2 separate regions of the Homo sapiens genome follow, and region 1 is linked to region 2. A link is a loop called in an ENCODE intact Hi-C map of the cell type or tissue named here. Cell type or tissue: heart left ventricle. All regions are shown on one strand. Links, peaks and the distances in the headings refer to the core of each region. The heading gives the core; the rest is flanking DNA. Region 1 has its middle 45 kb from the start of FAM180A. Region 2 overlaps STMP1 (short transmembrane mitochondrial protein 1).

Region 1 (16,693 bases), core at 5,241-10,240, 110 kb after region 2:
TCTCTCCTTTGTCTCTGGTACCTTAGGAAACCTGGCTGGGAATATAGAAAAAACCACAGCAGTAGCTTAGCTAGAAGGAAGGAGGAGGAGGAGAAAAAGAAGAGGAGGAGGAAGAAGAAGAGAGGATGGAGGAAGAGGAGGAAGAGAAAGAAAAGAAGAAGAAAGAAGGAGTAGGAGTAGGAGAAGGAAGAAGTGGCACACAAGTCTATAGAGTAGGGTAGATCAACAGTAGGCATCCGTGAAGGACTAGACAGATGCCTCAACTTCTTCATTTTAACCCAGAGAGTGACAGCCCAGGTCAAGATGTTTTGTTGCTTCAATGGCTTAAATAGCCACGGTTGTCATAGATATTCATTCCTACATTTGCCTATGTTTGCGGTATCTCAGACATAAGAACTAACCATACCATGTCCAATAGTAAGCTCACAAGTAGTGGAGCACCCACGAAGTTAAAATGTTGCTTCTAAGAGACTGTAGTACACCAGCATCACATTTAAAAGTACAAATTATGGAGAACCCAGTGAGAGATGTCAGGTGCATTTGTCATTTGTGTTCTTTTTCCAAAAGGACTTTTTTAAAATCTTAAAATATAGTTGCAAATTATATAGTTGTATCTTCATAATATTGAGTTTGCACAAACTTATTCAAAGTTTACTATGCAGTTTGGGAAACTAGCTTTAGTTTCCCAAAGAAAGACTTTCTTGGGCCTGGCTAATTTTGCTTTTTTTTTTTTTTTTTTCCCAGTTCATGGCTGGTTGGTGTGGGGCTGCAAAGCAGGGACTGTGAGCTGACAGTTCCTTGTTTCTCTCCTAGGAGTAGGGGCCTCATGGGTTGAGAGGGTAGAATGCCAGACAGTGGCCCCTACATGACGTGCTTAGAGCAGCCTAGTTCATGTTATGATGTTTTCTACGAGTGGCTTTAACAGCTTGTGTTAAGCAAGGGAAACATCATTTAATCTCTCTCTCTCTCTTTTTTTTTTTTTTTTTTTTTTACCATATTCTTTTAAAAAATTACCATTTGCTTTTAAAAATAGGTAATACTTGCACAATTCAAAAGTGAAAACTATACATGGATATAGTAAAATGGCTGCTTCATAAACCTGTTTCCAGTTTTTCCAGTTTCTATTCGTATAGCAGAAACACAGTATTATGTAGTGTTTTGGGGGTATACTTCAAGAGGTATTTATTTTATTTATTTATTTTTTTGAGACAGAGTCTCACCCTGTCACCCAGGTTGGAGTGCAGTGGCGCGATCTCGGCTCACTGCACCCTCCGCCTCCCAGGTCCAAGTGATTCTCCTGCCCCAGCCTCCTGAGTAGCTGGGATTATAGGCAGGTGCCACCACGCCCAGCTAATTCTTTGTATCTTTTGTAGAGATGGCATTTCACCATGTTGGCCAGGCTGGTCTTGAACTCCTGGCCTCATGATCCACCCACCTCGGCCTCCCAATCAAGAGGTATTTTTAAAGTGGGTACAAACAAATATGAATCTATATTCTTTCCTCTTCCAACTTTTAAAAAACAACTAGCAGTGTTCTCTACACACTCTCTTGTACCTTACTTTTTTCTCTTGACATCGTATCTTGAAGACATTTCTACATTAGTTCTTGATAAGTTTGTTCATTCCTTTTTAGAGCTGCATAGCATTCTATTTTGTGGCTGTGCCACAGTTTTTAAAATCGGTGTCTTCTTGATGTACACCTAAGCTGATTACAGTCTTTCGCTCTTGTGTACAATACTTCTGGATAACATTGTAGGTAGGTCACTTTGCACATGTTAAAAAAATAACGGTAGGATAAATTCCTGGAAGTGGAATTCTTGGGCCAAAAGGAACATGCCTTTCTGATTTAATAAATTTTGCCAAATTGCTTCCAAACAGTTTGTATCAGTTTACACTCCCACTAGCCATAAGTTACAGGCTTCTGCCTTACTAAACTTTTGTATTCTTGCCAACTTGTTAAGTGGGAAATTGGCATCTCATTGGCTTTAATTTGCATCTTTTATTATGACAGAGGTAGAACATTTGTATTTCCTTTTGGTGGGCTCTCCTTTGTCCAGTTTTATTTGCGTCTTTGGCCTTTTTCTTGTCAATTTGTAAGAATTTTTCGTATAATGGGATGTGAGTTGCAAATATTTTTCAATTTGTCATTTCTCTTTGTCTGTAATATGTCATTTGACTGTTTTATTTTTATCCATGCAGATGTTTTAATTTTTATGGTGTACAATTTTTATATCTTTTATTTCACGACATCTGGATTTTGAATCATTCAGGGAGGGTCTTACCCATTCTGAGCTTATAAAAGAATTCTCCATGTTTTCTGGTAGGTTGCTTTCTTGGTCATTACATTTAAATTCTCGTTCCGTTTGAAAATTATCCTGGTGTATGGCATAAGGTATGGTTTAAAAACATTTTCCAGAAAGTGTATCCAGTTGTAATAGCACCATTCATTGAAAAGTTCATGTTTCTCCCACCGAGTTCCCAAACTTATCATATATCAAATCTTTATGTAATTGAGAATATTTCTGTGTTTTCTATGTTGTTACATTAGTCTGTCTGATGATTTATAGTCTAGTGCCACATAATTTAACAATTTGAGGCTTAACAGCATTTTTTTTTTTTAAAGAGACAAGATCTTACTCTGTTGCCTCGGCTGGAGGGCAGTGGCATAATCATAGCTTACTGCAGCCTTGAACTTCTGGGCTCAAGTGATCCTCCCACATCAGTCTCCCAAGTAGCTGGGAGTGTAGGCACACACCACCATGTCCAGCTAGTTTTATTTAATTTTTGATAGAGCTTAAGTCTTGCTATGTTGCCCAGGCTTGTCTTGAACCCCTGGCTTCAAGCGATCCTCCCACTTTGGTCTCCCAAAGTTTTGGGACTACAGGCATGAGCCACTGCACCCAGCCAACAGTGTACATTAATATCACTCTTTGCTCTTGCTTTTCAGAATTTTCCTACTTGATTCCTCTTGGAGGACTTTAGAATTATCTTGTCTAGCTCCAGAAAATGAGAAGTCTATTGGTAGTTATATTGGTATAATGTTTAATTTGTGAATTTCTTTAGAGAGTATTGATATATCACAACACAGTTCATCTATTTGTTCAAATCTTATTTCTTTTTTCCTTCAGAACTGTTTTCAAGTTTGTTTCCTATAGCTGTGGAATTTTTGGGTTAAGTTTATTTTATCTTCTTTCTCTCTGGTTCCTATTATAAATGGAGGCTTTCTCCCTTATTATATCTTCTGACTGGTAATTACTTTGTTTATTAATTCTGTAGCCTGCTATGTTATTAAATATTCTTATTGTTTACTATAGGTTTCCTGTCAGTTTTCTTGAGTTTTCTGGTGTATCATCATAGAATTTTTAAATAGTGATGACTTCTTCCTTTCCAATTTTTATGTCCCTAACTACTTTCTCTTGTCTTGTTCTGGGCAAGTTCATAGAATGGCTCATTGGTAATACACATGTCAAGCAAGTTGGCTGTGATGGAGAGAGTTGGGGCGCATTTGCATAAGGAACACAGGTGTCTCTAGGGAGGGACTGCATTGAGACCTTAAAACTTTCTGGATAAAGTGGAATGTTGTTACAACATATGTTATAAATGGAATTGGCCCAGCAGATGCCAGAGGGCAGGAGAGGAGCACAGGAGGCTCTGAGGGAGAAGTCACCATAGGATGGGAGTCTGGCCCAGGGTTTAGAGAGGGCCACGGTGTTTGGCTGATTCTGGAACTATCCTTGACCTGTCTATCCTAGAGCCATGAATGTGACTTTGGGTATAAAATGGCTCTGTGTGTGTGTGTGTGTGTGTGTGTGTGTGTGTATGTGTATGTGTGTGTGTGTCTGTCTGTCTGTCTGTCTTCCTGTGGATATGCATGGGAAGAGTGGGTTATTAAGAACTGTAACACTTGAAGCACAGTATCTTTCCCCCTTTCACAGGACGTACCATGGCTGTGGACCCCACTGGGGGATGACGGGCCTTTGTATAGTCCTTGGTGGCACTGCACCTTGGGCTGTCTTTATGTCTATGGGATGGAGCCTCCATTACCCTACCTGTGACTCCCAGGATAAATGGATCTATTTTGGGCTCCTGGGCTCCTGGATTGGAAGTAGCATCATTTAGGAGCAGAGGCATCAAGGATGGAGAACAGGGCTTTTGGGCAGACTGAGTAGTGCACAGAAGCTCTCTACCTCCAGACTTCCAACCCACAGAGCCCCATGCTAGAGTCAAAGTGTTCCTTCTCTTCCCACCCTGCACAAGTGGCATTAGTGGATGTCATACAAGGTCCTTTCATAGCAGCCATACTGCTTATTAGTTTACTGTGTGTTTGCTGACATTTAGTGAATTCTCACTATTATCACTAGACAGGAAGGATGATTAGAAGGACAAAGAGTAGATCAAGTGACACATGAAATGCTTGCCAAGTAACAAGGAGACAAGGAAAAGTGGCTAATGAAACCAAAGAAATTTGCAGCTGTGACAAGAGGATGACACCATTGTCAGAAGTCTTGGGTTAATGTGGGTTCATGTGACAACTAGGAGTGTGTTCAGAATCTTAAATTCTGTATGTGATAGAAGTGTTGCTGCTGAAGCATCGCAAGTGTTAGATGGCCACACAAGTTCAAGGCCTGTTCAAGCCGGCTCAACATCAAAGAGCGAATTCGAGGGAGTGAGAGCAGATACGGTGCCCTGGAGATCACAGCTGCTGAGAATTTTAAGATACTTGCAGTGGCCATCCAGAAAGGGGGGTCTCTCCCTCAACAGGTTTTTAGTGTAGGTGACATTGGCTTAGTCTCAGGAAGATTGCCCCAAGGGACATTTATCATCCACAAGTGTTGTGAAAGCTTCACATTGTTGAATTACAATCCCATCCGTGGCAGTGACTCCAGAGATGGCCTGTTAACTTTACACAAATGGTCCTTTGAAGTCTGATCTGCTTTTAGCAGGAAAGCTTGTGTCCCTGGCTGCCATGTGGTGAGAGCAGCCTGAGCTGCCCTTTGGTCTGCATATGCAACCCTGAGGTTTCTTGAAATATTTTTTGGAAGGGAGTTCTGGAAGTAGGCCTTGACTTCTTACTAACTTGGGCAGCTGGGGGGTTAGAGGCGTTATAAGAAAGTGACTTTCTTTTGCATTGTAGGCTGGTGAAGTGGAACATAGCGGTTATATCTTGCCCTTTCCTAACTGTGTTAACTTTCTGGGTACCGTGTTCTCGTTGCAACGTGTAACAGAGGCAATGTACTAGACCCCAAAATATGCAATGATGAAGCCTTCTGATTTTGCAGACACCTTATTTCTCAAGAGAGGGAGAGCCACGGTTGTGAAATCACCAAAACTGATGGGAAGCTCCGCTGGTGGCGGCCCTCTCAAACAGCAGATGCATGACTCCCGATTCTCAGCCAGGATCTGGTGCCTCACGTGCGAGGATGAAAAGAACCAGAAGACTTGGTCAGGAGCCTTCAATGATGGCCACATATCAGAATTTTAAGAGCTCATGAAGTACTTATAAATCCACGTTGCTCAGGCCTCTTCTATTAGAAATCCTAAATCAGTGGGTCTGGGTTGGGGCCCAGCGAATGACTCAGATGTCCTGCCAGGATTAGAAACCACTGATCTAGACTGGTCCCAACACAGTCTCTAGGGTGCTGAGTGACCTTTGGGAAGTCACTTCACTTCCCTGGACGGTGGCTTCCTCACCTCTTAAATAAGAACTTGGACTGGATGTATTTAAACCTGGCTGCAAGTCAGCAATTTCCAGGGAGCTTCAGAAATACAGATTTCCCAGACCCAGGAACCTGTATTTTTAGGAAAGTCTCCAAGAGATTCTGATGCAGCCAGTCACCAGGTAGGGCCCACTTGACTCAGTGGTGACCTGAGTTCCTTTGAATTCTCATGTACCTGAATTCATGTAAAAGGATGAGCTCAAGTTGCTAAACTTACATCTGTGTCAGCAATTGTCATGATTTACCCACATGCTATGTCTGTTTGAGATTATTCTCTGGTTTAGGTATGAACACTTTTCCTTCCTCTGTTGACTTCATGCTGCTAGCACATAATAGATGGCTCAGAAACAAAGTGAGTAGATGAATGAACAAATGAAGTCCTTAAGGGCAGAGAACATGCCTTCTGGTTATTATGAACCTCCCACTGTGCTGAGAAGTGCTGGTGAACACAGTAGATACTAATAAGTGTTTGAGAGTGCAATAGACATACACATTTTTGCCATTATAGAAGGTGGAAGATCAAGCAGGCAGAGTGGACCTCAGATGATAGTGCCTGGGTTGGTTTTTTTTTTTTTTTTTTTTCTTTTTAGTATGAGTGTTTTGTGGTCAAGGCAAAGTCTATGTAGGCAGTATCAGAACGCACGGGGTTGAGGTAAACGCACCTAGATGAATCTGTGCATTTCCCTTCCTTGTGCACAGAAGTCCCAGGGCCAGCAAACCATTGGCAGGCAAGAAAAGATGGCACCCTCATTGTCCCAGGGGAGCCTCCCATCCAGCTCAACACTGCAGGGCTGCTAGTGAGTGTTGCTTGGCCCTGCCCTCAGGGGAGCTGGATTCCTTCCCTGCAGCATGGCCTAGAGAAGCAGGAGAGGAGCGTTGTACTTTGGTCTTTGGATGGTGGAGCAGTGTCACATCACAGCCCTATTGTGTCCTGGAGATCACAGCCTGGTAGATGAGGCTGGAGCTGTGTCCTGTGAGGCCACTGCTGCCTGCAGCCCTTCTGGGCTGAACTGAAGAAAGAGAGAAAGTAGTCTTGCAACTTCCTCCTGTCACCCGCCCTCACCTCGGGTGCTCCCAGCAGGGATGGAGCTGTTTTCATCAGAGCCAGCGTGCTCAGCCAGTTCCTGCCTCTTCAATGCTGGGATGGCTACAAATCATCTTTTACCTTGGGATAGACAGCCTTAGAATTTACAACACATATTTATATCCATTGTCATATTGAATCATACATAGTAGGTTATTTATTAGCTTTGCAGGGTGGTGAAGTAAAAACCATATTTTTCTAACACCCTTGGTCAGAAGCATGTATGGCATCCGCCCCCTCGACTCACTAAAGGCTGGCTCTGCTGAACCTTTTCCCTCCCTGCACTCAACAGAGAATATTTATTAGAACAGCAGGCTCTTCGGGCCTCTCTGACACTTCATTTTGTCTTGGAAGTTGGTGATGATTGAGCCAGTGATTTAAAAGCCAGGATGCATCTGGGAAGGTCATTAGAGAAGAACATATCTATTCATAAACTTAATAATAAATTCACAGCAATAACTAATATCTATATAGGGTCTATTCGGAGCTGGCTGCTCTAAGCCCTTTCAGGTTCATAGATGAGAAAACGAGGCTGTGCTGGGGAGATGAGTTGCCTGAAGTCACGTGTGGTTGTGACAGAGTCAGAGTGTTCTCAGTCTTGGTCTTTCGCCACACTATGCTACTTCCTCAGATGCCTTTGTAGAGGGTCCCCTTTATTTTCTTTTCCCTCTTTCTTGCTCCCAGCACTTTAAAAAAATTGAGGTAAAACTTATAAAATTGCCATTTTAAAATATACATTTTTTTTTTTTTTGAGATGGAGTGTTGCTCTGTTGCCCAGGCTGGAGTGCAGTGGTGTGATCTCGGCTCACTGCAACCTCTGCCTCCTGAGCTCAAGCAATTCTCCTTCCTCTGCCTCCTGAGTAGCTGGGATTACAGGTGTGTGCCACCACACCCAGCCAATTTTTGTATTCTTAGTAGAGACGGGGTTTCACCACGGTGGCCAGGCTGGTCTCAAACTCCTGACCTCAAGTGATCCACCCGCCTCAGCCTCCCAAAGTGCTGGGATGACAGGTGTGAGTCACCACGCCCTGCCCTTTAGCAAATATGTCTTGAGGGCCACATGCACAGATGTGCCTGACTGCCAGCTTCCTTGTCACACCGCAGATCATTTCCACGTGGTAAACGGATGCATTAGTGAGAGGATGGCCCTGACAAGTCACTTTGCACGTGCTGGGATACAGTAACTGGCCAAGTTCAGAGCATTTTTGTATATTAAGAGAAATAGTGAGTTGTAAGAGCACTTTTTGGTGTGGAATATAGCTAATCCATAAAAAGGCCCCTTTCAAGCTCTGCTTCGAGAGCTGAACTTCTCTGTGATTGAGGAAAAGTTCAAAGGGAAATCACTCTGCACCTTCATCTCCTCCTTTCCCACTTCCACCACCCATGGCCAGCCTCTCCCCACATTCTCCATGAATGCTTGAGATAGCATGCTAACCAAAGGCTCTCCCAGCTTCCAGCACCCCTACCTTCCAAGCCAAACCACCCAGTTTAATCTTCTAGAACTGCAGTTCTTCTCACATCATTCTCCTACACAAAAAACCTTGTCAGCTCCCCCACTGCCAAATCTTACCATGCTATGCAAGGCCCCAGCCTACGTTTCCAGCCTTGTTTTCTATGTTCCCTCTTGGCTTCTTATGCTCCAAAAACTCGGAGTGCATTTGCTTTTCCTTGAAAGTGTCCTGTGTTTTCCCACCTTTGTGCTTTTGCTCTGTATCCTCTGCATCTGTTAGGAAGGCATTCAGCCGCAAGTAACATCACACGGAACCAGCACTGACTTAGGGAAAATCACACCCATAACAACAATTCCAGAGGTGAGCTCTTCAGGCTGCTGCAGCAGCTCAGCCCTGGCATCAGAGACCCAGACCCTTTCGATCTGTCTTCTCTGTCATCTTGGCAAGTTGGCTTGTTGCAATATGGTTATAAAGTGTTACAGTTCTAGGCATTGTGTCCATGTTCAAAGTAGGAAGAAGGGCAAACCTGTCATTATTGATGACTTTCCTTTTTATCAAATAGTAAAACCCTTTTCTGAAGCTCCAATAATCTTCCTCTTAAGTGTCATGTGTAGCCTTGTATCACATGGCTATCCCCCGCTAGCTGCAAGGGAGGCTGGGAAAGTGAGTATTTGGTTGGAAGAGGGAAAGGGAAAGGAGGGAAAGGAGCTGGGACTGGCTACTGGGAGAGCTCACTATCAGGGTCTGCCACACTCTTCCTTCCTCTCCTCCATGAAGTTCGGTTTTCTCATCCAGATACAAAAAACCTTTCCCCCTCTTGCTCCCAATGTACTACTTGTATCTTGATTTTAGCATACATATATTCTCATACATGGTAGCAACCAGTTAATTTTGTGTTTATCTTCCTTCGTAGACTAGAAGCTCCTGAAGAGCAGAGACCGTGCCTGGTTTAACTTTGCATTTCCTATAGCATCCAGCACTGTTCCTCAAACATAGCCTTTATAAAGATGTTTTGTTAACATTTCATGGATAATGATTTCAGTTTAAAAACTATACTTTTGTGTTGCTTGGTTGGAACTATTTGTACTATATTTCCTTTGTTAATGTTTTAGAATGTAGGCAGTTATTATAGCTGACGTTTGAGTTCTTGCTATTTGTCAAGCATGTGATAATACCTGTAAGAGCACAGCCCTGTAGGGACTCAATAAACACTAGCTATTTTCATGCCCTTCAAGCTTCATCACATTCCAGTGCAGTAGATGCCATCGTTATGCTCGTTTTACAGATGGGACACCTGAGGATTCAGAGAGGTTAGTTTCCTCTCTCCAAACACCAAGTTGCAGAGCTGTAGTTTCAATCCTGGTCCATCTGAATCTGAGATCCATGATTTTAACTATTAGTTACACTATCTCCAGACCAGACTATGTTTCCTTCCCTCCTCCAAGAACTGCAAGTTAATGGAGGTTATGTTCTTGGGCATTGATTTATTTTTTCATACCTTTTTCATCTATTAGACAAGACATCAATTGATGCATTGGCCTGGATGACACCAAAGGAAACCATTTGTCCTTGTCAGCCTGCAACTGGCCTGCAGCAGTCTTGTCAGCTGTCATGCTCTGTGACCAGGTGTCTTAGTCCTTTTCCTGTTGCTTGTAACAGAATACTGGAAACAGAGCGATTTATAAAGAAAAGGAATTTATTTCTTACAGTTTTGGAGGCTGAGAAGTCCAAAGTCAAGGGGCTGCACCTGGTGAGAATCTTCTTTCTGGTGGGGACTCTGAAGAGTCCTGAGGTGGCACAGGACATCACATGGGGAGGGGTCTGAGTGTGCTAGCTCAGGTCTCCCTCCCTCTTCTTATAGAGCCACTGGTTCCTCTCCCATGTTAGGCCATTAATCAATCCATTAATCCTTTAATGGATCAATTAATTAATGAGGACAGAGCCCTCATGACCCAATCACCTCTTAAAGGCCCTGCCTCTCAAGACCGCCACATTGATGATTAAATTTCAACACGACTTTTGGAGGGGACAAGATATTCAAATCACAGTGCCAGGTAAGTCCCCTGAACAGGCCCAGAAAATCCATGCCCTGCAAATTGATCCTTTCCAAATCCACACCCTCAGACCAACACCTGGCCTGACTCTGGTCACATCAAGGCTCATCACTTCAGCTCCATTCATAGAAATGATCTTGGGTCTCTTTCCTCATTCTTTTGATCTTTGATTACACTTGATTCCTTACCCCCTTTGGCTTTGTTTCCGACAGTAGAATTTGGATTCTCTAGCCTGGTCCAAAAAACTCCTTAGAACATAGTTTTACTTGCCTTGGGTCTTCCTGTTCTTGGCTGCGTCAGGTAAAATTTGAGTTCAACTTGGCCCCAGAAGCTGTGGTCTCACCCTGGCCACATGGCCGGGCCTACTTTGGCCCTCTGTGATGGCAGACCTGAGACCAAGTAAAACTTCAGCCTCATAAAAATGTTCACTAGCTCTAAAAATACACACTGATTTAGGTGCAGCACTATTTTCCCCTACGAACAGCCAGCCCTATCCATTCTTAGACTTTATTATTAAAACTTAACTGTCTGTACACAATGTCACATATGTGAATGAGAAGCCAACTATGTGGATATCCTCAATGTTTTGTAATCCAAATATTTGGCTCTGAGAGAACCCTGGCATCTGTGTTCATTAAACATGCAGACACCCAAACATTTGAATGAAGAATGAAAATTCAGCAAATACAGGGGAAAATGGCATTTATAAAGAGAACAGTTGAATGGCTGACTAGTGTACAGGCTGTTTCAGACTGGCGCAGACAGAATCTCAGCAGAGACTTCAATTAAAGACTAATCCAAGTCAGATGAAGTGAAAATAAGGGGCAGTCTAACACTCTTCTCTCTGGCTCACTTCTTTGCTTGCTTTTTTCCAACTTCTGGACTCAGAGGCATGTGTCAACTTGCAGGGCCTCAGTAATCTGCTTTCTCAGCTTTGGACTGTTTTAGAAGGCAAAACAACCCCCTTGTTCCAACATACCACAGCTACTTAGATGTGGAAATTTAACCTTCTTAAGATCAAAATCCCCTTAAACACCTTGTCTATTACTATATTGGAAAGAGTATGACCTAAGAGTTAGATTGCTCTAAGCAGGCTAGCTAAAAAGATCTCATCCATATTGTACCTATTCTAAAAAAGACGAGACCTTGAATAATTCCCAGGAATAAGTGCATTTGGTCTGAAGTAGATACACCAGGAACTCCTGAACAAGGGAGGACTGTTTTGTAATTTTCAGAGTCATCACTGCCTTCACGAGGCATTAGAAAGAGAAAGGACTCTGGCATTGGACGGGCCTGGACCCAAATCTTAGGTCTTCCCAGTGATGGGACTTTTCTCTCTGGGCCTGTTTTGCTTTGTTTTGCTTTTATTTGTTTATGTACTAGTTGCCCTTCTGGTTGTTGTGAGGATTAAATGAGATAAGGTATATGGTTAGTTCTTTTCTGTGTCAAGCATATTCTCTTCCTATGTACCAACCCCTCATCCCTACCCTGTGCAACATTCATTCTTCACGCCAGTTGTATTTTTCTTGTCCACAGTTTAGAAAGTAACAGATGGAAGACACAGCACAGCAGAATGGCAGATTCATGTTCATATAACATTATATGAAAAACTCACACGTTTTCTATTGAGGTAGGCCATGGGCTTTGATTCTTTCTGCCCATTCTCTTCCTTTTCATTCCACTGCTAGATAAATTAGGTCACCCAGAAAGCACACTGTTCACCTAAAACATCAACACACCCTATTTCCTTTGAACATCAGAATCAAAGAAAAGCAAACAAGCATACCAAAGAAACCCATCGTGGGGACTGGGAAGATCTTGGCTGCCTCTGAAAGGCTTGGATCCAAGCCCTTCATTCCACTTTCAGTAGGTTAGGGGAGCTTTCAAGGACAAGTTCCACCCTCAGTCTCCTACAGGACAGTGCCACCTGCCTTCAAAACCCTGCAGTTTTCTTCCTTCCTTCCTTCCTTCCTTCCTTCCTTCCTTCCTTCCTTCCTTCCTTCCTTCCTTTCTTTCTTTCTTTCTTTCTTTCTTTCTTTCTTTCTTTCTTTCTTTCTTTCTTTCTTTCTTTCTTTCTTTCTTTCTTTCTTTCTTTCTTTGGCAGAATCTCACTCTGTTGCCCAGACTGGAGTGCAGTGGTGTAATCTAAACTCACTGCAAGCTCCACCTACTGGGTTCAAATGAGTCTTTGGCCTCAGCCTCCCGAGCAGCTGGGACCACAGGCATGCACCACCACACCCGGCTAATTTTTGTATTTTTAGTAGAGATGGAGTTTTGCCATGTTGTCCAGGCTGGTCTAGAACTCCTGACCTCAGGTGATCCGCCTACCTCAGCCTCCCAAAGTGCTGGGATTACAGGTGTGAACCACCACGCCTGGCCAGAACCCTTCAGTTTTCTTTAACACTTCGGAAGTTGATGATCACCATCCATCTCAGCTGCTGGGGACTCCCCAGCTTCTTCCACAAACATTTGGCATGTGCCAACCATGTGCTCTCCTTGCAGTCAGGCACCTCTCTGGTGTGGTGTTTCCAGGTTAGTGGATCCAATGCTATTAAGTTGGTGCAAGAGTAATTGGTTTGTTCTACAAATACTTTTAATGGCAAAAACCACAATTACTTTTAGCACCAAACTAATAGTTATACCACAATGATTTTGTTAGCCTTAGGCAGAGGGGTGTCTTAAATTACTTGCATTTAGACGTTGCCAAAATAGTAAAATTATTTTAATAGCCTAAGAATAAGTTCAGGGTCCTTGAGCCTCCACAATGTAAATAAAAGGTTTTTTTCTGATCGCTTGTAAGTGGCAAAATAAATAGTCCTCTGGCACTCTTCAGTATTTAGAAGCTGTTTGACTGGAGGCAAACATACACAGACTGGTTTGCTCTTCGGATAGGGAAAGTCTTTCTCTCTTCCTCACCCCATGTTTCTCCCTTGCCTCTTCCACATGTTCAGAAGCATGGGAGAGCAACCTGCCCTTCCCTCTCTTAGCTTCTCTGCAGGATGGCGGAGTGGCTTGTCTAGTTGGTGAAATGGGAGAGGGGCTCTGAGCACGTGCAGGGCAGCACCTTCTCGGCTAAGCACAAATGCTAAGTCAACACGATTTGCTCTATACAGCATTTTCCAAATTCGCCTGTGCTGGAATTTATGTTTTCTCTGCTCATTGTCTGAATTTTACATAAGCCAGCTATCAGCAGGGACCTACCAAGGTCACAGTAAATAGCTAAACTTGGCTTGAACCTACAGTTTCTTCCCACTCTGGGGATAGAGAGGGGCTGATGTAGTCAGGGTCACTGCAGCCTCCAGGACCCCAAGTCTTTGCAGGTAGTCTCTGTCCCACATCACAGCCACCCAGATGTGACCACAGCTGCTTCTGAAGTCGCCAGAAAGTCCCATTCACCCCAGTCACAGCCGGGGGTTGAGTATGTTTCCTTGCAGAGAGGGGCATTCCGCCTCTCTAGGCAGCTTCCCGTTACCTCGCTGACACCCCCCTTCACCTTCCTGTCTTTCTTTTCACCTCTTTCCTCCCACCCATCCACCCTGCCTCCATACCAACCACGGGAAGCCCAGGCCATGCTCTCCTCACAGACCTTGTGCCCACCACACCCATGCCCCTCAAGGGCTCACTATTTAACCCTAGTACTTCCCAAGTAACCCTTCCAACAAAGGAGTTTCCTCTCAAAGAGGAATTTTGGTGGCAGCTATTTCAGATGGTATTTTTTCATCCCCAGGACCGCTTGTACTGCCTTTATGGTACGTAGTTTACCCACAGCACATCTCCCTGTGGCCAGGGACAGCATGGAACCCCATCACTACTTGTTGCTGCCCACAGGGAAATGTCCCCACTGATTTCCGCTCAGTTATCACTCAGTCAGGGACTCAGCTTTCCTTCGCGGTCCCTTACCCAGGTTCCTGACCCGAAGGTTAGGGGGACGTACACGTGTCCGGGACGTTGTCTACAGGAGAACTTGGCAGAGGCTTCTGTGGGGGCAGCTCACCCTCCTTGCTGGACTTCTCTGACAGAGGAACCTTCTTTCTTCTGCTTAGGGTGCTCCTCATCCTTCTGGAATCCAGACCATCCTCCACTCCTGTTTTCAGTGGCCACCATCTTTTCTCTCTCCTTCCTCAACCCTCTGAGGAGAAAAGTATTTGTGTTTCACTGAAGTGGAAGTGAGTGTTTTCTTTGGACCTTTGTTTCTGCATTGGGGTGTAGTCTGGGGAAGAGAAAATGGCCATGGGGTATAGGTAACAGAGAAGAGGGGCAAGAAATATGCACACAGCCATGTAAGGTAAGGGTTCACAGGCTGTACACTGTGCAAATGCGGGAGTCCCATTCACACAGTGATATGACATGAAAGTGGATTCACAACCTGATGAAAATGCCACCTTTGAGCTCTGCCTTCTCTCAATCAAGGGCAGTGTGGACACATAGAGAGAGGAACGTGCTTTGAGCCTGAGAGATTCTGATTTGAGTCACCCCAGCTATGTTACTATCTCACCATATAGTCCTAGACAACTCCCTTAACATCTCAGAGCCCCAGTTTCCTTATTTATAAAAGGACAGCAATAGCGCCTCCTTTACAGAGTTGCTGTGAGGGTGAAATGAGATCTTTTGTAGTTGCCTGGCATGTAGTAGGTGCTCAATAAATGTCATTTCCCCAGAAGCATTGTCCTGGTTGAAGGAGTGTTTGCCAATTTCACTACTGGCCCTTTTCCAGTGAAAATATTCAGGGTCTTTCCGTAGATGGTGAAGGAATGTCTGTTGGAGGCTGAAGAAGATACAAGTATTCTTCTTACAGCATAATTGAAGAAAATAATGAATTTATCAAGATACGTGGCCAGTTGAGGCATCCCAGAAAGTTGAGTTTTAACAACAACTAAGACAACGTATAGAGCACGAAATGTTAGGCACAGTTTTAAGCCTCTTCCATGTATTATTGTGCCATTGAAAATGGACCCTTCTGGGACACAGCATTCAAGACTCTGGGATTTTGTGTCTTTGTAAAAGGGAGAGAAGATGTCTTTTTATTTATTTATTTTGAGAAGATGTCTTTTCTTTGCTTCATATCCACCCTCCTGGCATTGTCTGGTACATTATATGTCTTTGCGTCCCCACATCTGGCCTGTTCCTATCAGCATTCTCTCTCTTTTGAGCAGTTCCTTATCTCTGAGCAATGAACTGAGCCATTTCCCAAAGATGGGCATAATCCGTGGGTCTCCTGCGTAGGCGGGAGCCAGCTTGTACTGGCTGTGGAGAGCTGACGGGGGCAGCTTTTCCCAGCTCTTCAGCAATGAGGTCTCGCTAGTCCTTGAAATCAGCCACCATGCGAGAGTTTGCATCAGGGAAATCAGCAAATGCTACCCATCGAGACCACTCCCTCCCGGGTAGCAACACCGTGGCTGGCCCCACACATTGGGAAGAAAAGCTCAGCAGGAGGTTTCAAACTTGGATGGAAGAGCTGGTAGAAAACCTTTGTTTCATAGACATGCTTTAAAGGTGGAATTTCAGGTAGGAAGTCTTTCTGCATCTATTAAACTCAAAATTGAGGAAGAGAAGTAACAGGTCTTCAAAAACTAGGCTGAAAGATGTCCTCCGCGGACCAGGTACATCTTTAGTATAACAATCGTGGCTGGCAACAGCTTAACACGCTCAGGGACATCTTCATGTTTCTCATAATGCAACGTTTCAGGAAACTCTGGAAAGTAAACACGAGGTCACAGATTCAGTTCTGGTGAACTAAAACTCAAAAAAATGGTTCAGCATATCCTGAACTCAGTGTTTGTACACAAGATGGCGCTCTCTTCTTAGGAGAAGACAATTGGAACACTTGCTAACCCCTGAACTCTCTTTGCATGTTGTGATCGATCGCATTGGTGCAATTGGTGTGAGCTGAGCAATATTAAGGTCAAAATCATTGGCTTGATGCCTTATAAATGCATTTCTGTGAATATACGAGTTAACACTAATTATTTCCATTCCTGGGGAGGGGAAGGGTAGGAGAAAAGACTAAGCCAACTGCAAACCCCGTTGCTGGTGAGTCTTCTGTTCACAGACAGAGAGGAAATTAGAACTGATCTCTGTGTTCACATAAGTGGCCAAAGAGTCCTTAGTCTCCCAATGGGAGACAAAGCTGGGTGTCCAAATTCCTCTGTAGGACCCTGCATCTGAATTCACGGGCCGCCTCTCCCCTAACCCCCGCCCCGCCGTGCCCCTCATCCCTACAGGTCGTTTGCTATACATCACCAGTTCTGTAAATTACAGACACAGTCCCTGTCCCTCTTCCAACTTGGCACAGATTCAGGCACTGACCAATCTACTTTAGGTGCCCTGTCTTCTCCCAGCCCTGGCTAACTTGCTGGCTCTGGAATACCCATCTTCTCTGGCAGTTCAC
Region 2 (16,693 bases), core at 1,717-6,716:
GTTGCTAATTTAACCAATAAGTCAATTTGCTATTCATGAAGAAACGATTCTGAGAATCCTGTCAGGAATTGGGGAATGAAAAAATACACAAAATAATGGTCTTTGTCCCAGTAGAGTTCATAGTCTATTTAGTGTGCATGTTTTTCCTTAATGATGTATTTGATCTGACTTTTTTCCTTCTCAAAAGAATCATACTTGGGATTACAGGTACATTTGATGTTATATGATGGATAAGTGAAAAGTTTTTAAAGGAGATTTTATACCTTTTCACATTAAAAAAGGTATTTATATTATTACTTTGTAGTGATTGTCTTAAGAAAAAATATAGCCCAAATGTATAGTAAAATCAGCAGCTCAAGAAGAATTTCTGCTTCTCTTTGTAGTTGATGCTTTGTTTTTTCCTGCAGTCAGAAATTCCTTGTATTTGTCAAATGTATAATCAGCTTGTATTGTTTTTAAATTAAAAAAAAATTTGAATAATTAACTTTTGCCATGGGACAAGATACAAAAGTAATTTCATATAAAGGGCCTCTCCCACCCCTGTTCTCTGGCTCCTGGCTCCTGTTTGACAAGTTACTGTTACCACTTCGCCTTATACTTTTGAGAAAGAGTCTGTGCCTAAACAAACACGTGTAACACAAATAGTAACTATACATGGAGGTCTAGCCCTCGCCTTTTTTTTTTCTTTTTTTCTTTTTTAATGGAGATCATTCTATACCAGCATGTAAGTAGCAAGGAACCTCATTCTTTTTTTGGCTGCCTAAAATTTTTTTGAATAGATATAACATAATTGATTTAATCTGCTACTGGTGAATGCTTAGGTTGTTCTTTTGCTATTACAGTGATAACTTCAATCCTAATGTTATTAAGCATATCGATTCAGGGTATAGCTATAAGATGAAGTCCTAAAAGTATAATTTAGACTAAATACAAATACCCATTTCGCTAGCTGTTTTGTTTCAGAGGACTTGTTGAGCAGCTTCACTAATAATGCCATTTTTGAAGACATGGCAGGTTCAGAATCAATAAACTGGAAGAATTGTTCAGAGCATCTTTTTTCAGACAGTGATGACATTGATTCTGTATATGATAAAGTGATTCTGCTTCTCTTTGACAACTTGCATCTCTCCTACATGGAAGTAAGTTTTATTCCTGTCAATGTTGTCTTTGTGTGTGACAGATTAGGATTAAATTATGGTTTGACTTTTCCTAGCAGCGTGATCATGGGCAAGTGGCTTTTTTTTTTTTTTTTTTTTGAGACAGAGTCTCACTCTGCTGCCCAGGCTGGAGTGCAGTGGCACAGTCTTGGCTCACTGCAACTCCTGCCTCCCGGTCCAAGTGATTCTCGTGCTGCAGCTTCTCAAGTAGCTGGCATCACCACCACACCTGGCTAATTTTTGTATTTTTAGTAACGACGAGGTTTCACCATGTTGGCAAAGCTGGTCTCAAATTCCTGGCCTCAAGTGATCTGCCCACTTCAGCCTCCCAAAGTGTTGGGATTACAGGCGTGAGCCACTGCGCCCAGCTTTTTTAAACTTTTAGATTCATTTAATAGGTAAATTGCATGTCACGGGTTTGTAGCTTATTCTTTCAGAAACTCTTGCATTATCTGTAGACGTGGACGTAAATATCCACCTCATAGGGTTTTCATAAAAAATAATTGAGATAATGTATGTAATGTTTCACAGTGCTTTGCAGACTATCTAATAAATAGTAGCTATTAGTACAAACTTGTTGCTTTTTGGCTAGTTCTGCAGTCACTTTTGGAATCAGTTTATGAACCACACAAAAAGTTTGTCATTATTCTGTAGTCGCTGTTTTTGATACTGATGAAAATTTACAGTATCCACCTGGATTGTACCATCTGGCTCACAAGATTTGATCTTGAATTGTTAGCACAATGAACTACAGCCTCAAAGGATGAAAGTTTACCTTGCGGGTATTAAAAATGCTAGAAGCTTAGAAAGCTGTTTCCAAAGAGGGATTCCTTGTTACCAACCATGATAGCATTGCTGTGGTGTGTGTGGTCTCCCAGAGTGGCTGCTTTGGGATTGGAGGTCACTTAGCTATTAGAAGGATAGGTCTCTTTATATTATACCTTGTAAACAAGGCTCATTTGGACTTAGGGCTTCCTTTAGAGGTGACACTTAACCTTGGCAAGGGGATCATTTCTACCAGTGGGATCCATCTAGCAGATCAGTTCTTAAATTCGGCTTCATCATGTAAACTGCTACACAGTGCAGGCTGACTTTGCATTCACCATTCAGATACCCTCTCCTAGTTTTATGTTCTTGGCAGCAGTGAAAAGGACCTCAGAGTTCTCAGGCAAGATGATCTTCACTGAGCTATATGTTGGAGGAGCCCAGAACCATCATAGTTTTAGGGTGTAGTTGAAAATCCTTACTGTGAATGGGGTTTATGGCACTGAAAGTTACCCCTTCCCTGGGAATTTTGTAGGAACCCTTGCCACACAGATCAATGGAGTGGTGGGAAGAAGCACCACAAGACAGGCCTTTTTTTTTTCCTTTAAAAAATGTTTGAAAGCTCCTACTAATATGGTTAGGAAAACTTCTGCCACATCTGACCATAAAATGAGAGTTGCTCAAAATACTAGTGCAGATTACTCTGACATGTGAAATACAAGACTTCAGGATTGATGCTAGAAAAATACAGTGAACTTGAAAAGCTTATCCCTAAACTGTAATCCTCCCAAACAAAACAAAAACAAAGCAAGAAAAAAAGCCTTATTTAAAATTGTCAAAAGAGGCTGAATTTTATGAAGTTACCAAAAGTATATCTTTAGACTTTTCTTCTGATTTGGTATTTTATGTATTTAAGCAGTTACCTGATTCTGATTTAAAGGAGCAATTTTATTTCTCTTTTTCTAACTCATTTACCCAATGAGTTTGTGTGACTATAGAGAAAAGTAGGCTGTGTGGTTTTTCTAGTTGTCTATACACATTGCCTCATAGAGCATATGTACCCATGGTACACATGTGTAATGTTTTCATTTCCACTAACCCGTTCACTCCCTAGATACTATGCTGGTGTTTTTCTGCTGAGGTCTCCCACATTTTTAATGCCTTTTCTGAGTTATTCCTCCTGAAGGAACGTTATATACTGTACTGGAGCAAATGAGGCTTTTCTTAAACTTCCAGTCTTGGGTTTTGCATGTAGCATTTCCATTCCTTACAGATGAATGAGTTCTTTTTTCCCTATTGACTATTAGGGCTTCGCCTTGCGGAAAGGAATAGGGTGGTGAAGGGAAAATATTTTGAGATCTTGCCTGCTCTTAATAGGGAGTTTGTGACACTTAGATTTTCAAGTGTTCATTTTATACCTTTCCCAAATCTGGTTGCAGTGTATTTAGTCAAGCATTGAAGACCTAACATATGGCATGTTTTGCAAGGCACAGGGAAAGAAAAATGAACTGAGAACAGTGAGACCTTGTGGAAGTTCCCAGGGTGGGACGTTGAAACCCTGGGTCCTGGGCCTTCCTGAATCACAGCCTCGGTGGGAGGATTTTATGAAAGGTACAGTGCAGTTGCATCATCTTACACAGTTGTACAGGACTGGGACCAAAAAAGGTGCCATGTAAATAGTGCATGCAATTGTGTTCAGTGTTCGTTCAGTGAGGACAGCCCCACTGAGCTACCTGTGTACTCAGGTGGTCTCGGTTCCCTTTGCGTTCTAATGGTTTGAGTTTCTTGCTGTATTGAGAGTGATTCTAGTGTTTAGAGACTTTTTCAAACATCACGGTCTCCAGATGTGAAGCCAACTACCTCATTTATTGTATGGTTGAACAAACAGATTTGTTCTGATGTTGGAAGGAAAACTAGCTGCTTTTGATTTGTTAAAAGATGGTACATGAGTGTTTGTGATATGTAAATACTAATGTGAAAGATTGTATACCATGTACTTAATGTCTGACTTAGTGGAATTTCAAAGGCAACTTTGACTAAGCAAATTTGATAAAGAATTGGTTTAAGAATAAGATGCAACTATACTTAGTGACTTTGGCTCACAGTTTCATCATCCATAAAATATTAGAAGATAAAATTAAATTATATTTGCAAGAGACACAAGACTATTAAGGAGGGCTAGAAGTTATCCAACAGTGGAGTGATTTAGATGACAAGGAGTTATTAATCATATTTGCCATTTCCTGTCACTGGAATGGGTAACCTTGCTTGGCTTGAATCTCCAGTTCTGGGAAAGAACAGTGCTGTGCTTGAGAGCAGTTTAGTAGACCAGACTGAAATAAACGCTCTTTCTAAATTGGCTAGTTGAATGCATTCACTACTCGGAACACCTGGCAGCAGTTGCTGGCACAGCTTTCCCTTCAGGAGTGAGTCAGGTTCTCACATAGTTGAATACTGGCCAGTAATTCTAAGTCCACTTAATTCTAAATCAACTTTTCTTTCTCTTTTTACTTATACTCCCAGAATCTTACAGATTGCACCTTTGTCCTATTGTCTGACTTAGGGGCAAAGGATCTGTGTTCTGTGATGGTTCATAAATGTGATGTTTGGCTGCTCTGATAATAAGAGTAATACCCTGACTCTTGAAAATTTAAAGCAAATGACTTTAGAGATGTTGGCTGGATCAAATCAGCTGTAGCGTACCTAACATTGGTATTTCATTTGGGCTTGTGAGGTCTTAACTATTATATTGGACAAATAATTTTGGTCTAACTCACAGGGCAGAAGCACTGATGTTCCCATTAACCATGGTCAGTCACATTCTGTGGTTGAAGCACATGTTTGTGGTGGTTTCTTTTGCTCCAAAAGAAATTTTACAACTCACAGATGCTTGATCAATTAAGGGAGTGATTTTATAGATAAATTATTGTGGGAAAACAGCACGTGCTATCAGTAGTAACTTAAAATCACTTAAAACAGTGCAGTAATTGTAGGGGACTCCCTTTCCCCTAAGATATATTTAGCAAACAACTGATGGGAGAAATAAAAAATATGTAACACTAACAAACTAGAGGGATTGAGAGCTATCTCCAGTCATGTAGCAAGGATATCTATCATGGAGAAAACGGCATGGTCTTCAGGAGGAGAAAGAAGCCTTGATTTCCAGACAGTTGTTTTCTCATGGGACACGTTTATTGAGCATTTACAGCTTACCACATTGTAGAAGTTGCTGGGGGATTTCAAGAGCCATAGACAGCTCTTCTCCCTCAAGGGGCTCATGTAGGGATGTGTAGGAAGTGACAGATGTGTTTGGACCTTTGGCTACTACCTAATACTTTGTTTTCTCAGGAACAAACTACTTATTAAATCCAGAAGCAAGCCAGTCTAATATAATAATAATGCTGTGGTCTTAATTATAGTTTTGGTTTCCCTTATAAGACACATAGGAAAGTTTTCCCTCCCTCCCAAAACTTAACCAAGGCAATAGTATTTCTGGTTAGTGACAGGTGGAGAGAGAGATGTTAATCTCAATGTATCTTCTTTCTTGACTTCCCTTTCCTTTTGAGACGGAGCCTCGCTCTGTCGCCCAGGCTGGAGTGCAGTGGTGCGATCTCAGCTCACTGCAACCTCTGCCTCCTGGGTTCAAGCGATTCTTCTGCCTCAGCCTCCTGAGTAGCTGGGATTACAGGCGTGCACCACCACGCCCGGCTAATTTTTGTATTTTTAGTAGAGTCGGGGTTTCACTCTACTAAAACCCTGTTGGTCAGGCTGGCCTCGAACTCCTGACCTCATGGTCCGCTTGCCTCAGCCTCCCAAAGTGCTGGGATTATAGGCGTGAGCCACCGCGCCCGGCCGACTTCCCTTTCCTTTGACTAATAGAACAACACCAGCCTCTTTCTGAAAGGGAACACTATATGGGAATTTGGTGCCAAGGTAAAGGGGAGCCATTGAGGAGAGATGCTTAAAAGGGAATGAAAGTGGTGATGAAAGAGTACTAATTGCCATGAGGAAGACCTACTAAGAATGCCTTCTTGTGGAGAGAACTTAGGATAGAAGCACTTAAGAGAAAGGAGCTGATGGCCGGGCGTGGTGGCTCACACCTGTAATCCCAGCACTTTGGGAGGCTGAGGCAGGTGGATCACCTGAGGTCAGGAGTTGGAGACCAGCCTGGCCAACATGGTGAAACCCCATCTCTACTAAAAATACAGAAAACCAGCTGGGCGTTGTGGCACATGCCTGTAGTCCCAGCTACTCAGGAGGTTGAGACAGTAGAATCGCTTGAACCTGGGAGTGGAGGTTGCAGTGAGCTGAGATCGTGTCACTGCACTCCAGCCTGGGCAACAGAACGAGACTCCATCTCAAAAAAAAAAAAAAAAAAAAAGAGAGAGAGAGAAAGGAGCTGACATTAGGTTTCGAGGTCTGGGTGAGGTTTCCCACAAAAAAGATGTCACTGGTTTCACTCTGCCTTGGTAGGATGACTTGGGTATCTTTCTACTCCTAAGAAGGTATTAAGAATAACATAAAACCTAGTGAGTTTGCAAGGCTTAGCCTCCGAAGGGTGACTAAGACAGGCTTTCTTTTCCTGTCTTCAGAATGAATGGATTACAAAGACTAGATACAACTTTAGGTTTTCTTTGTCTTCTTTTTTTTTAATTTAATTTTTATTTTCTTTTTCTTTTTCTGTGAGCCTATGGCTTGTATTGAAACTTTAGGTTTTCTTGAGCTGTGGTGCTGAGGGCAGGAAGAAGACACTAACAGCGAAGCATGTGTTTGTGGTTGTTGGAGGATTCCTGCAGTTCACTTGAGGTGGCGGAATCTTCTGGTGGAGGGATGCCCTCCGGCGTGGGTCTGGGGTTGTGTGCTCCTGGTGGTCCTAGTGGTTTTCTTTGCCTGTGGTCCAGATACTGCTGGATACTGGCAGCTCCTGTGGTTGGGCCAGTTTGTACACTTGGCGTTAGGCTTGATCAGTGATGTTGCTGACCCTCGCCCATGCTGGGTAAGTGTCCAGGTGGAAGAGGCTAACTCCCCAGGTGTTGATGGCCACCATTACTATCACCAGTCCAATAACGTTGACTCCCAGGCCAGCTTTCACCTGCAGGACACAAACCAGCACACCCTAGTCACTCTGACCAGCAGCAGCACAGATCCCCAAGTCCCCCTTCTGTTCCTGCAGCCTATGCCTTGTGGCCCAGATTAGTTCCCAGTTGCTGCCTGGGGTGCTCTAGCATTGCCTTGTAGGGTGCACAGGACTGTGGAAAGGCGGGAAAGGGACAATTAGAGTCATCTCCACTTCATGCTTACAGCACTCTCACTAGATTTCAAGTGGAAGCCTAGAAGGTATGTTAGTTACTTGGAACACCCACTCTGTGGAACGTGAAGAGGTATTTCTGCAGCTCACTGATAGGGAAATGTGCTAAACAAAACTAACCAGATCTCTGTAAAGCAGGAACTTCTCAGAGCCCCGATGCGTTAATACAGGGAACTTGTACGAGGGGCTATATTACATGAAGCCTTTGCTACTGTTACCTTTTTTTAAGGAACAGCTCATGGAAATAGTGTACCTTGAGTTCACTTGGGGAAACGGTTTAGCTGCCTCTGCTCAGCTCTTCCTCAAGAAGGGGACACAGGCATGCTAGCTGGAATGGAGCCTTTGCTTCTTTCCTCTGAGGGAATTACACCTCAGTGACTGACCCTTTTCACTTCTGCCTTGACATTGACACCCACAGGCTGAAGTGGGGGATGTGAGAGATGGTGGGCTGGCAGAGCCAGATGGAAAAATGTGTCCTGTAAGGATAGCTGGCATCTTCCCAAGGAGTAACCAGGCATATAGCATGTAGCCAAGACAAGTCACTAGCTGGCATTAAGTTGGGAAAATTGCAAGGGGAAAGTGGATGCTGGGAAATTGTTTCAAGCAAATGGCTAGACGTGTCCTCTCTCTCCTGCCGTCTGGTCGGGGCCCCCTGGGCATTTTGGCATGGAGGACAGCCCATGTTTCCCCACAGGTGAGAGGGCAGGTTCTAGCAGGGCTAAATTAAGGAGTGTTAGAGTTGAAAGGGACCCCATGGAGCATCCAGCTGGAACCTCATCATTTAGCAGATGAGGAAATTGAAGTCAAGGTAGTGCCCAAGCTGGGAATAGTGCCCAAGACTGGCTCACTTCTTGTCACCTGGTACCTTTGAAAATTACTGCCTCTGATCATTTGATTCCAGTGTAGAAAGCTAGGGGTCAGTGGTGGGGGCACACAGCAGAGGAAGCGGGAGACAGGAGAGCTGGGGTAGAGCTCAGCGTGAGCAGACTGAGGGTTACGCAGTAAGATGGGAGGGGAGAGGGATGGCTGGGACACTCCATTCAAGGAAGTATCACGGATGACTTAGATGAGCAGTTCGAACAGTCGAAAGGACCTGAATAGGCTGAGAGCAGTGACTCACACCTGTAATGCCAGCACTTTGGGAGGCCAAGGCAGGCAGATCATCTGAAGCCAGTAGTTCAAGACCAGCCTGACCAACATGGTGAAACCCCATCTCTACTAAAAATACAAAAATTAGCTGGGCATGGAGGCGCACACCTGTAGTCCAAGGTACTCTGGAGGTTGAGGCATGAGAATCACTTGAACCTGGGAGGCAGAGGTTGCAGTGAGCCGAGATCGCACCACTGAACTCCAGCCTGGGTGAGAGTGAGATTCTGTCTCAAAAAAAAAAAAAAAAAAAAAAAAAAAAGGATAAAAAAGGACCTGAATATCTGCCACCAGCCTGAAACTTTTTCTTCCTTTCCTCTATTTGTTACTTTACAGGGCTGCCCGAGAACAAATTTGGCTCCCATGAAAAAAAATTGTCAGACCATCAGTAATTCGTATCAGTGTTTTCCATCCTCTCCCCCCCCGCTCAGCCCTGGATACTAAGTATAGCAGCAGGTGTATAGGTAGAGGAGTAGAAGGTAGATAGGCCCAGTGCTAAAGTCAGCAGCAAAATATCTCAAAGCCATCTTTTGTGAGCCCAGCTGAAAATGAAAATGAATGGTGGACGCTTCATTTTCCATTGTTGCTTCAGGGGTTTCTTGCCTGGGCCGGGGTGGAGGGTGAGTTGAGCAGAAGAATCCTGTTTTCTCAAAATACCTTTCACCCTAGGTTCATACACTTCCTCATTCTCATCTTCTGTGAATAAACCAGTAGCTTTCTCAATGAATGTCTCCACTGGCCTAATGAAGAAACGAAGGCAAAACTTGTTTGCACAGGCTCATGCCTTCTGGAACTGGGCCACAGCCTGTCTGTTCCAGCTTTCTCTACCTAGGTACCCACTTCCTTCCAGGGAAGGGTTGGGGAGAGCACATTCTTGCTATCCTTGGTGCTTATAGACCAACAAAAACCTTTTTATAGGTGCTATTCTTGCTACCACACTGGGTTTAGCATTGACAGGCCAGGGACACTGCTACAAAATAAGCTTTGAAAGAAGGCTGCAGAGCTGTCATCCCTGTCCTCATGGCAGCTGGGCCTGGCAGGGAGAGGGCACCCCAACTCACCATATCTTTGATCTGGCAGTGCCCATAGCTGAAGACGATGGCATTAGGGGGATTGCCCACAGGCAGCATCACTGCAAAGGAGATGCACATGGTGACTGGGATCAGGGTGTAGAGGGGGTTAATGTGCAGCGTTTCAGACTAGAAGAGAGAATTCACAGAAACATTCACGAGATTAGGCTTGCATTTCCTGTGCTTAATGTCAGGAGCATGCTTTAATGATGACTTGGTGCTGGCTAACCTTAGCAGGACACTATGTGGAGGGGTAGTTAGGTCTCTGCCCTCTGGGGCATGCAGTCCCTTGACAACCTGAATAGGCTGATGCTGCTTACTTGCTCCACATGGAAATATGGCTTTGAGTTACTCCCTAGAAGGGATGTTTGATTTTTTTGGTGTTATTCTAAGGAATTGGTTCCTAAACTTTATTCTTTAGCTGAGACTTCCTTTCCTTAAACTCAAATCTCATGAATAGGTTGCTTTGATTGAAGTGGGGATTCCTCAGTCTTAGGGTACAGAACTAAGGTGGTTTTTTTTTTTTTTTTTTCCTAGGGAAGATAATTGTTTTATATGGGATTTGAATCCATGGTCCTGCTCTCAATGTTGCCAAGTTTTAACTGCACTCTGTTGCTCGCAGGAGCAAGATGACGGAAGGGAGAAGTTGGGGTCATCTGAGCAATGAGCAGAGAGTATGGCTCTGGGGTTAGAAAGAGCAGTAGGAGACTATGTTGCTGGGGTCAGGAGGGGCCTTCATTTCCTGGATTCTGCCTCCCAGAATGGGACAGATGAAGCATTGGGTCAGATGCATCACCTTTCCGGCTGCTTGGCCAGGCTAAGATCTGGCCGTTGCTCCCCTCCCTTATTCTATTCACAACAAATTGGTCTGAGGTTGTGGAGCAAAGCTGACCTTGCTCCCAATCCTCAGAACTTCCCGGAGGACAGTGAAACTCAGTGGAGGCTGTGATGATTGTCTGAGTTGTGAGCTCAGTCTTTTCAGCTGTGTGTGTTTTACCTCCATTTTCTGTGGCTACCTCTTTGGCCCTACTCAGGTTTTATCTCAGGAGAGAAAGGTTGATAATGATTGCGGGGAATTGAAATGATAGGGTTTGAATATTATTTTGTATGTTCTTTGGTTTCCACTCAGGGCTGCCCCTAAACTAATCCTACTCTTTTGGACAAAGGTTTCTAGAACTCTTGCTATGATTTATTAGTGTATCTTTTTATTTACTAGTTGCTATTTGAAAAACTTCATTTTTCAAAATAGGAATTGAACACCAATTAGTGAAGGCTGTGGGCAGTAACCAGAGGAGAGCCTACAGCTACGGAAGCTGCCCTGAGCCAGGCCTGCCACTCCAGGCCCCTGGGACAGCCTGTCTGGATGTCTGGGAGCTCCGCATTACTCACCAGGCTGCACAGGATGGGCAGGAAGATGGTGATGGTTGCTGGGTTGCTCACAAACTCAGTGACAATGGACACGAGGATGCATGCCAGCAGGGTGACAGCCCACGGTGGGAGGCTGCTCAGGGACAACATCTGGTTCCCAATCCATGTAGAGAGGCCAGAGCTCTGTAGGAAGAGGTGTTACAGTAAGAAGAAAGGAGAAGAAGCACATCCCAGCTAGAGATCTTAGACTTCAGAAGGTCAGGGATGTTGGAAGGCTGGACGACCAGGGATCCTCTGATCTTTAGTCTGACTGGAACCAGAGGTGTTCCTGATTTTTATGGTTCGATCATTTTTGTAGTTCAGAAAATTGGTTTTTATGATTGCACAACATTCAGTGTTTGGGTTTCGTCATGGGACATGGAGAGCCACCCTAATTGCCATGATCCTTCTTAGGACTTTGCCATGACAACTTGTCAGAGGTTGGAGATCTTTGCTCCTCAACTTCAGTCTCGTTACCCTTTCTCTAGCCTCTGACATCCTTACCCTGTGCATTGATTCGACAATGCCCTTCACAGAGTGCCAAGTATAGCCATTTAATCTGCTTTTGAAACCAGTTTATTTTGTTACCTAAAAAAGGGAAAAATTTATCAACATCTGTGGATAGTAGCCTTTCCTGTGTTTTTAAGGAGATGAACAGGCAGGGCTGAGCACTGGAGGTTTTACAGGAGTAATAAAGTAGAGGGGGATAAAAGTCTATTTCCACTTAGTGGAGAAGGTGCCTCTTAAGTGCCATAGAGGCTGGTCATTCAGCCCCAACCTGTTTTAGGTTCAAATCTCATCATGGCTGACATTAGTTCTACTATCTGTCAGGAATTTTTTTTTAATTAAGAGGAGGGTCTTGCTCTATTGCCCAGGGTCCAGGATGAGTGCAGCAGCATGATCACAGCTCACTGCAGTCTCAACCTCCTGGGTTCAAGCAATCCTCCCACCTCAGCCTTCCAAGTAGCTGGGACCACAGGCACATACCATCACGCCCTGCTCTTTTTATTTGTAGAGACAGAGTCTTTCCATGTTGCCCAGGCCTGTCTCAAACAGACCTGGGCTTAAGCGATTCTCCCACGTTGGTCTCCCAAAGTGCTGGGATTATAGGTGTGAGCCACCGCACCTGGCCTGCCAGTGCTTTTTGAAGACACAGATATGAAGGCATATTGACCGTCCTGAATTTATTCCACTAGCAACAGTTACACACATCCACTTAAATAAATGAACATTCTGGCTGGGTGAGGTAGCTCACACCTGTAATACCAGCACTTTAGGAGGCTGAGGAAGGTAGGTCACTTGAAGTCAGGAGTTTGAGACCAGCCTGGCCAATGTGGTGAAAGCCCACCTTTACTAAAAATACAAAAATTAGCTAGGTGTGGTGGCACGCGCCTGTAATCCCAGCTATTCAGGAGGCAGAGGCAGGAGAATTGCTTGAACCCGGGAGGCAGAGGTTGCAGTGAACCGAGATTGTGCCATTGCACTCCAGCCTGGGTGACAGAGTGAGACTCTGTCTCAAAAAAATAAAAAATAAATGAATAAATATTCCCACTTGGAATGATTCATTTGGTTGGAAGATGTTCACCTGCAAATAGGGAGGGCTACCTCCCTCTCCTAAAAAATGAAAGGTATCATTGAGTTTTGTATTAAAAACTCCAGGTTGCCATATGCATCCTGCCTCCCTTCCTCTCTCTCTTCTATGGTGACAGGCTCTGCCTTTTCCCATGGTACCCTAGAAACTGCGAATGCAATGACAATATGGAGAGCAGGGACAGAAAGGAAGGTGAGACATTTATGATTCCTCAAGCTCTTAAGTCCTGCTACACATGTTTTACTATTAAATACCGCCTTCCCTACACTGCCAGCATGTTACTTTTTCTCCTCTCTTCCAAATTCATCAAAAGCTCATTTCATCTCTACAGTACCCTGGCCACCTCCTGGCAAGCTCATAGACAACTGAGGACCAAAGGCCTTCAGAATTCTCTCTGTTGTAGCCACTTCACCTTGTAGAACTTTTCTTCCTTTTTTTCCTCTCAACTCACTGAGAGCTTACAAACCCAATATGTGCAGACTGCATCAATTAATGCTTGTTTCAGAGCCCCAAGGCCTCCAGGAACTCTTTAATTGTTCCCTCTGGTAACACATTAAACCTTGCTCATTGGACAGAGGCAGGGGAGGAACAGCAGTTAGTTGAATGGAAATGGTACATTATATAAAGAGATGGAGTTTTACTTAACGTTATCCAAATAGTACTGGTAAGTAAAGTGAAATAATTTTTTTTTTCTTTTTGAGACAGAGTTGTGCTCTGTCACCCAAGCTGGAGTGCAGTGGCACCATCTCAGCTCACTGCAACCTCTGCCTCCCGGGTCCAAATGATTCTCATGCCTCAGCCTCTTGGGTAGCTGGGATTACAGGCATGTGCCACCATCCCCGGCTAAATTTTTTTTTTTTTTTGAGAGGAAGTCTCACTCTGTCGCCCAGGCTGGAGTGCAGTGGTGCGATCTCGGCTCACCACAACCTCTGCCTCCCAGGTTCAAGCAATTCTCTGGCCTCAGCCTCCCAAGTAGCTGGGATTACAGGCGCGTGCCACCACACCCGGCTAATTTTTGTATTTTTAGTAGAGACGAGGTTTCACCATGTTGGCCAGGCTGGTCTCAAACTCCTGATCTCAGGTGATCCACCCACCTTGGCCTCCCCAAGTGCTGGGATTACAGGCATGATCCACTGTGCCCAGTCCCTGGAGTTTTGCTTTTGTCACCCAGGCTGGAATGCAGTGGCACGATCTCGGCTCACTGCAACCTCCTCCTCCTGGGTTCAAGTGATTCTCCTGCCTCAGCCTCCCAAGTAGCTGGGATTAAAAGTGTCCGCCACCACGCCTAACTAATTTTTGTATTTTTAGTAGAGACAACGTTTCACCATGTTGGCCAGGCTAGCCTCAAACTCCTGGCCTCAAGTGATCCTCCTGCCTCACCCTCCTTAAGTGCTGGGATTACAGGCGTGAGTCACCATGCCCGGCCTAGTAAAGTGAAATAATTTATTGGCAATTATTTTTCCAGCAGAACTATTTTATACTATGATTTGAAATAAATTAGACTTCAAAGTTAGACAAAAACACAATCAAAGGAAGTCTTAATTCTTTAAACTCTTGGTATGAAAACATTTTACAATGGATTTTCTTCACTAATGTCAAAACTGAAATTATTTCAAACTCTGTAGGAATCACATATATGCTACCTAAATTATTATTAAAATTAGTAGAGGCAGTAGGCTTTACAGAAATAACTGTACTATCTCTAATATGTGCACAATTTTGTTTTTATTGTTTTTTTTTTGTTTTTGTTCTTGTTTTTTGTTTTGGTGGCAGGGGATAGGGTCTCCCTCTGTCTCCCAGGCTGGAGTGCAATGGTGGGATCTTGGCTCACTGCAGCTTTGAACTCCTGGGCTCAAGCGATCCTCTCACTTCAACCTCCTGAGTAGCTGGGACTACAGGTACGCACCACCACACTGGGCTAACTTTTGTTTTTGTAGAGATAGGATCTTACTATGTTGCCCAGGCTAGTCTCAAACTCCTGGACTCAAGCAATCCTCCCGCCATGGCCTCCCAAAGTGCTGGGATTACAGACATGAGCCACTGTGCCCAGCCCAATTTTGGTTAAAAAAAAAAATAAAATCTTGCCAGGCCAATCTTGTCAGAGGCCAAAACTAACAACTGAAATTCAATAAAGATAAATATAAATATCCCGAACTTGGAATGAGAAATATTGATGGCATATATATAGGATGGGGTGAAGGTCCAGTAATGATGAACAGTTAAAAAGAATGAAGGGTTCTAATTGACTGCAGTTTTAATATAATTGTTGACATGAGTGCCAAGGATGCTTTATAAAAGCTTCCATAAAAATGCAGGGTGCTGCTTGAATCAGAGGTGAGAGATGGGGCTTGGGTAATATAACTACTCTACTTGGCAGTAGACTGACCACCCCATAGACTATGTTTGAATAAGGCCAAGTGTAGTGAGTCCTGAGGAGAGAGACCAGATGGTATGGGTCACTACTACTTGATTTTTTCATGTTAATAATTATTATCTAGGAGAGGGTCCCAGAGAACAGAGCTAGAGCCAACAGTGGACAGACAACATGCAGAAGACCTGAGCTGAAAATAAGGAACAATTATTCTTTGTTCCCTGCCCAGGGAGTACCTTGTCACTGGAAGTGTCCAAGCCAGAAGTGCCATGGAGGGGAATCTCACCATGGGCAGGAGATAGGACTCATTGTTTTCTAAGGTTCTCCTTAGTGGAGTATTCTGTGACCTTATTATTAATAATGCAGATAGTATTTTGGGCCATGAAAAGTGAACCAAGCCGGGCACAGTGGCTCATGCCTGTAATCCCAGTACTTTGGGAGGCCAAGGTGGGTGGATCACTTGAGGCCAGGAGTTCAAGACCAGCCTGGCCAACATGGTGAAACTCCATCTCTACTAAAAATACAAAAATTAAGCTGGGTGTGGTGGCGTGTGCTTGTGATCCCAGCTATTTGGGAGGCTGAGGCATGAGAATTGCTTGAACCTGGGAGGCAGGGGTTGCAGTGAGCAGAGATGGCGCCACTGCACTCCAGCCTAGGTGACAGAGTGAGACTCTGTCTCAAAAAAAAAAAAAAAAAAAAAAAAAAAGAGAACCAAGTTTAGCATGGGATAATGCATGTAGATGAGATGGAGGGAGAAATAGTCTGAACCTTAACCTAATTCATTCTTAAGATTGTTTTCTATTTTATGGAGGGCTAACACTTTAGGAAATTCAATCATCCCCTCACATCCCCACCCCACTTAAAAGATCTCATCCAAAATCCTCCCAGTCAGAAAATCAAGAAGCATTTACATCAGCTTTAGCCTAGATTTTCCAAAGGGGCTCAGTCTATGTATTGTGGACAGACAGTTCACCATGTGTCACTTGGAGCATCTCTGGTCCCTTACAGAGATCGCCTATTACCACTCCTATTACCTATTACCTATGTCTATCTCCTGTTACCATCTCCTATTGCCACTGTCAAATCCCAGAAGGAGATGGCTGCAAACTCCAATAAACCTTTTGCTTGTAGCAGCATGGGCCCCATAGATGAACTATCAATGCCCATGTGTCATGACTGTGTGGCACAGCCCATCTGTTCCTCTGTTCCTAGTAGCGCTGAGAAGCTTAGGGCAGCAGAGGACATCCATCCTGCTCTATTGTTTCCCTTCCCAGGGACTCTGTGAACATTCTCAGCTGCTTTGAGTCTTTCCTCCCATGCCCATAATGACTCATTAGGTAAAGATGCTGGAAAAGTATTTGACCCATAAGAACAGAATTCAAGCCGGGTGCAGTGGCTCATGCCTGTCATCCCAGCATTTTGGGAGGCCGAGGCAGGTGGATCACTTGAGGTCAGGAGTTTGAGACTAGCCTGGCCAACATGGTGAAACCGCGTCTCTACTAAAAATACAAAAACTAGCTGGCATCATGGTGCACGCCTGTAATCCCAGCTACTTGGGAGGCTGAGGCAAGAGAATCGCTTGAACCCAGGAGGCGGAGGTTGCAGTGAGCTGAGATTGTGCCACTGCACTCCAGCCTGGGTGACAGAGCAAGACTGTCTCAAAAAAAAAAACCCCAAAAAAACAGAATTCAAGAATTACCTTGCTACCAGAAGCCAGAGCATAGCCTCCCCCAACCAGAATGACAATCTCCCAGGGCATGGTCTTCTGGAAGTCCTTCCACGTGATGATGGGCTCGGTCCCCAGTGAGTGCTCCTGGTTCTCTCCTGGATTAGAGAGAGATGTAAAGCCAGATAAACCCTGATGGACGTGATTTGTGG

What was found. Peaks named below come from ENCODE experiments on the same cell type or tissue, not always from the same donor. Only the 100,000 strongest peaks of a DNase experiment are listed, where the experiment ranks them.
Region 1: a loop joins it to region 2, with 3 times the contacts of the local background. A loop is called at or near these places in 49 of 110 quality-filtered maps.

Annotation. Positions count from the first base shown.
Region 1 is chr7:135,785,169-135,801,861 of GRCh38, forward strand. No RefSeq gene overlaps it. Among named protein-coding and RNA genes, the nearest start is that of FAM180A, 45 kb to the left of the region's middle. RefSeq lists a silencer at 13,906-14,126. In heart left ventricle, for the core only: no CTCF peak of the experiment used is centred there; no DNase peak of the experiment used is centred there.
Region 2 is chr7:135,674,687-135,691,379 of GRCh38, forward strand. It overlaps STMP1 (short transmembrane mitochondrial protein 1), which reads left to right. Exons shown (of 3, transcript NM_001130929.2): 3 at 1-1,730. SLC13A4 (solute carrier family 13 member 4) reads right to left here. Exons shown (of 16, transcript NM_001318192.2): 13 at 16,515-16,639; 14 at 10,836-10,997; 15 at 9,438-9,575; 16 at 6,545-7,014. The coding sequence ends at 6,877. It overlaps LOC105375521 (a long non-coding RNA gene), which reads left to right and starts at 12,325. Exons shown (of 5, transcript XR_928021.3): 1 at 12,325-12,636; 2 at 14,218-14,342. In heart left ventricle, for the core only: no CTCF peak of the experiment used is centred there; a DNase peak (open chromatin) is centred at 4,322.